2 separate regions of the Homo sapiens genome follow, and region 1 is linked to region 2. Evidence: read pairs that join two places in POLR2A ChIA-PET (ENCODE). Cell type or tissue: B cell. All regions are shown on one strand.

Evidence for each region. Peaks named below come from ENCODE experiments on the same cell type or tissue, not always from the same donor. Only the 100,000 strongest peaks of a DNase experiment are listed, where the experiment ranks them.
Region 1: POLR2A ChIA-PET joins it to region 2 with 5 read pairs; 3 of 35 experiments call an interaction of 5 or more read pairs at or near these places.

The regions. Positions count from the first base shown.
Region 1 is chr20:49,657,938-49,660,437 of GRCh38, reverse strand. All of the region lies in intron 1 of B4GALT5 (beta-1,4-galactosyltransferase 5), which reads left to right. Among named protein-coding and RNA genes, the nearest start is that of B4GALT5, 55 kb to the left of the region's middle. In B cell, no CTCF peak of the experiment used is centred here; no DNase peak of the experiment used is centred here.
Region 2 is chr20:49,992,266-49,994,765 of GRCh38, reverse strand. No RefSeq gene overlaps it. Among named protein-coding and RNA genes, the nearest start is that of SNAI1, 11 kb to the right of the region's middle. In B cell, no CTCF peak of the experiment used is centred here; a DNase peak (open chromatin) is centred at 1,175.

The DNA.
Region 1 (2,500 bases), 330 kb after region 2:
CCCAAAGTAAGTTCTGCAGAGACTCACTTGATGTTCTGGTTTGGGAAATGGCAGGCTAAATAACTAAACATCTCTCTTCTGGGAATTTCTGGGCCTTGAGTTATTGTGCATTGTGAATCTCCAAAAAGGGGCTTGCTTTTACAGATCTTTGGTAACAGGTGGAACAGGGCTGCTGGTGGTTTGTGTGTTTCTAGGCTCATCCTATTGCATCTGGACAACTCCGTTAGTGTGGTCACAACTCTTTGTCAAGTGTAGACAACTGGGCCAGTATGCAGAGAGCGCAGCCTGGATGGGGAGTGAGGTTGTGATGATGAAGTTGTGATGATGAAGATGTGAAGTTGTGTGAAGTTGTGATATGGGAGGGGCACACATAGAAGGGGCCTGAGTGGGAGAGGGTGTCTGGGGAAGGTTGAGAGAGAACCAGTGGGCAAAAGTGACTGGGCCAGCCTGGCCAACATGCTGAAACCCCGTCTCTATGAAAAATACAAAAATTAGCCAGGCATGGTGGCATGCACCTGTAGTAGTCCCAGCTACTTGGGAGGCTGAGGTATGAGAATCACTTGAACCCGGGAGGTGGAGGTGCAGTGAGCCAAGACTGAGACTCTGTCTCAAAAAAAAAAAAGAAAAAAAGAAAAAACAAGTGACTGGGAAACATTTTGTACCCAACCAAAGTAGGTTTTCTTTGCTGATGGCCATATTTTCCCTGTTGACTCTGTGTTCTTGGAGGTCATAGTTCCCCAGTAGTGGGAAGCATTCGATGATATTGGTGAGTGTTCCTTAAAATGCCATCCAATCCCAAGTTGTGGATTTGTGATTATTTCCTTTTGTTTGGCAATCTTTACTCCCTCAGTTTTTATTTTTTTAGCATTGTGCTAGTTCCTTTCGATAATTAGAAAAAAAAATACTATGTGGTTTACGTTAATTTATTAGTTGAATGACGAGACTAACACGAGACAGTTGTTAGTGAATTAAGTCAACATGGAAACAAATCCAAGTTTTGATAGTCTGTAATAGACCATCACAGAAACTGGAGAAGGGGGGAGACTGACACGGTACTGAAAGCTTCCTCAAGAGGTCTGTGAACTGGGGTTTGAAGGATTAATGGGATTTGCACGGCAGAAAGAATAGACTCCTTGCTGTAGCAGCAGCTCAGGGATAAAGGCAAGAGACGTAAAAGACTTTTGAGCAGTAACAGTGTGGATAAATCTGTAATTAAGAAAGGTCAAGAAAGATCCATCTGGCAGCTTTGTGCAGGAGATGAAGATGTGAGAGCTATCTCCTTAAGAGTAAGCATTTAAGCCATGTGGGTGCTTGAAATCTTTCAGAGAGAGGTTGTGGCTAGAACATGGATGAGTGAGGTATAAAAGCTTAGTGGTTAAGAGCACAGACACACCTGGTTCAAATTCTAGTGCTCTCAGTTGACCTTTGTGAAGATACTTGGAGAAACTGAAGCCTAGAAGTTGTTTGTAAATTGGATAGTATTACTTGCCTCTTAGGATAATTATGAGGATTAAATGCAGTAAGGAATTATGTAATTAAGTACTCAATAAATGTTGCTTATATTTATTATGTGGCCAGAGTTCCCTAGAGCAGTGGTTATAGAAGTGTGGTCCTTAGTCCAGCACCATTTATCACCTGCGAGCTTGTTACAAGTGCACATTCATGGGCCCCACTCAGACCAGATGCATCAGTCTGGGTAGTGGGACCTAGGAAACAGGCTTCTTAAAAGCACTCTGGGGGATGGGTGGGAAACATTAGAGAATGACTGCCCTAGAGGAATCCTCCAGTTGGGATGCAAAGCTAAGAAAGGGAGAGTGTTTAAAGGAGGGGCTAAGCAACTGTGTCCTTTGCAGTGCAGAGGAAAGGAGGTAGTGAGTTCTTGGCGGCACCTTACTATAAGCTTTACACAAGATTTTCAATAAATACAATAAAAGCTTTACACAAAATTTTCAATAAGACAACTGGTTTAGTAATATGTTGGGATGAAAGGAAGATTTCAGGGCAGTGGGAACATACTGCACAGCCCAAATGATTAAAAACAACAACAACAACACAGGACTGAATTAGAAATGTGATATTAGATGAAGTTTAAGTCTTAGGTTTAACAAGTATTTGTGGACTGCCCCCCTACTGTGACTGGCAGTGTCCTATCTGCTGGAAATAGAGAATGAGGTGTTACTCCTGCTTTCAGAGACTTCACACAGTTATACTTTTTTTTAATAATTGGAAGCTGTCTTTTTTCCTTAAAATCTTTCCTAGCTACTAGAGAATAAACACAATATCTGATCTATTCTCCGACGGTGCCAGAAGTTAAGCATAGGGCTGTCTCCCAATCAATGCAAGGCCGCATTTGAAACTGCTCCCTCATTTCGGAAAGCATTCTGAACACTGGTCCTTTTTGCTTATTATTTTATGGCTTGGGATATACCTTAAGAGATGATTTGAAATCTTTCGAAAGATTTCAATGTCCCTGTTTAATGTTGGCCACGTGGGGTTTTTG
Region 2 (2,500 bases):
GGCTCATGACTGTAATCCCGGCACTTTGGGAAGCTGAGGTGGGAGGATAGGTTGAGTCCAGGAGTTCAAGACCAGCCTGGGCAGCATGACGAAACTACATCTCTGCAAAAAACACAAAAATTAGGCAGGTATGATGGTGTGTGTGTTTAGTCACAGCTACTCAGGAGGCTGAGCTGGGAGAATCTCTTGAGCCCAGGAGGTTGAGCCTGTAGTGAGCCGAGATTGAGCCACTGCACTCCAGCCTGGGTGACACTCTGTCTCAAAAAAAAAAAAAAAAAAAAGGAAAAACGAAAAAAATAAACAGTTTGAAAGCAAAGAAGAACAAGGACAGTCCTGATCCCTGTCTACCAGGAGACCCTCATCCCAGCTCAGAGGATACCCATAAGTAGCCAACAGGTCACTAATGCAGCCCAGATGTGCCCAGAGATGGCCTTGGCCCCAGACCTGCCTGCCTTGACACTTGCATGGAGACTGGCTTTATAGCCAGTTTATTTCCTGGACTCGTTTTAAAGAAAATCCCCGGGGAGGATCTAATGGCCTGGCCAGATCCTGCTGCTCCTGGCCCCATTTCTCCCAACCCACAGCTCTAAGCCGCTGCCCCGACAGAGGGGAAGTCCTGCAGGAGAAAGCCAGCCAGTAAAGTAGAAGGAATGATGGGGTTAGAAAATCACCGTTTGGGCCGGGCGCAGTGGCACACGCCTGTAATCCCAGCACTTTGGGAGGCCGAGGCGGGCGGATCCCAAGGTCAGGAGATCGAGACCATCTTGGCTAACACGGTGAAACCCCGTCTCTACTAAAACTACAAAAAATTAGCTGGGTGTGGTGGAGGGTGCCTGTGGTCCCAGCTACTCGGGAGGCTGAGGCAGGAGAATGGCGTGAACCCAGGAGGCAGAGCTTGCAGTGAGCCAAGATCGTGCCACTGCACTCCAGCCTGGGCGACAGAGCAAGACTCTGTCTCAAAAAAAAAAAAAAAAAAAGAAAGGAAATCATCATTTGGTAACTACCATCGTAAAATGTAATTGATTTAGGCAAAAAGAACCTGAAAGGGATGAAACTTGTGGATGGAAGTTTGAGGCATCATAGGATCACATGGTCCTTTCCGTATCTTGTGAGGAGATACTCGGAGGCATCACATGGTCTTCAAGTATCTCTTCACAAGATACAGATTGAGCGCAAAGGGAAAAAGAGGAACTTCAGCAAGGAGGGACCTAGTGGGCCCCACCTTAACCAAGCAGTCAAAGTTGATGTCAGTCTGGGATGAGCCGACCTCATGTGCTTCATGACACCTTGCACCAAACAAGACACATGCTGCTTCTGTGGTTCTGCCCAAAGTGCGTATCCCAAATGTAATTATGAGGAAACATCAGGAAAAAAACTGGAGGGCATTCAACAAAACAACTGGCCTGTACTCTTCAAAAAACGTCAATGTTGTGAAAGACAAAGAAAGGCTGAGGAGCTGCCTTGGGAAAAAAGAGATTAAGTGAGCGGTGGCTCACGCCTGTTAATCCCAGCACTTTGGGAGGCCGAGGCGGGTGGATCACCTGAGGTTGGGAGTTCGAGACCAGCCTGACTAACATGGAGAAACCCCATCTCTACTAAAAATACAAAATTAGCCGGGCGTGGTGGCTCATGCCTGTAATCCCAGCTACTCAGGAGGCTGAGGCAGGAGAATCACTTGAACCCGGGAGGTGGAGGGTGCAGTGAGCCGAGATCATGCCATTGCACTCCAGCCTGGGCAACAAGAGAGAAACTCTGTCTCAAAAAAAAAAAAAAAAAAAAAAAAAAAGAGTCAGGACAAGTAGCTGGGCATGTCTGTAATCCCAGCACTTTGGGAGGCTGAGGCGGGCAGATTGCTTGAACCCACAAGAGTTCGAGACCAGCCTGGGCAACAGAGTGAGACCTTGTCTCTGTTAGAAAAAAAATTTTAAATAAATAAATAAAAGAGTGAGGACAAGTGAATGCAGTGTGTGATCCTTGCATTGCATCCTGGTCATTCCCCACCAGCTACACCCCCCAAAATGCTGTGAAAGACATCATTGGGGCACTTGCAGAAATGTGATTATGACTATGGATTACAGAGTAGCATTGCACCAATGTTAAATTTCCTAATTTTGATCATGAAACTATGGGAGAATGTCCTTATCCTTAGGACACATAGCTTAAATATTTAGCAGTAAAGGGGCACTGTGTCTATAACTTACTCTCATATGGTTCAGGCCGGGCGCCGTGGCTCACACCTGTAATCCCGGCACTTTGGGAGGCTGAGGCGGGCAGATCACTTGAGGCCATAAGTTCGAGACCAGCCTGGCCAATATGGTGAAACCCCGTCTCTACTAAAAATACAAAAATTAGCCGAGCATGGTGGCACATGCCTGTAATTCCAGCCACTGGGGAGGCTGAGGCACAAGAATCGCTTCAACCCAGGAGGCAGATGTCGCAGTGAGCCGAGATCACGCCATTGCATCCCAGCCTGGGTGACACAGCGAGACTCCATCTGAAA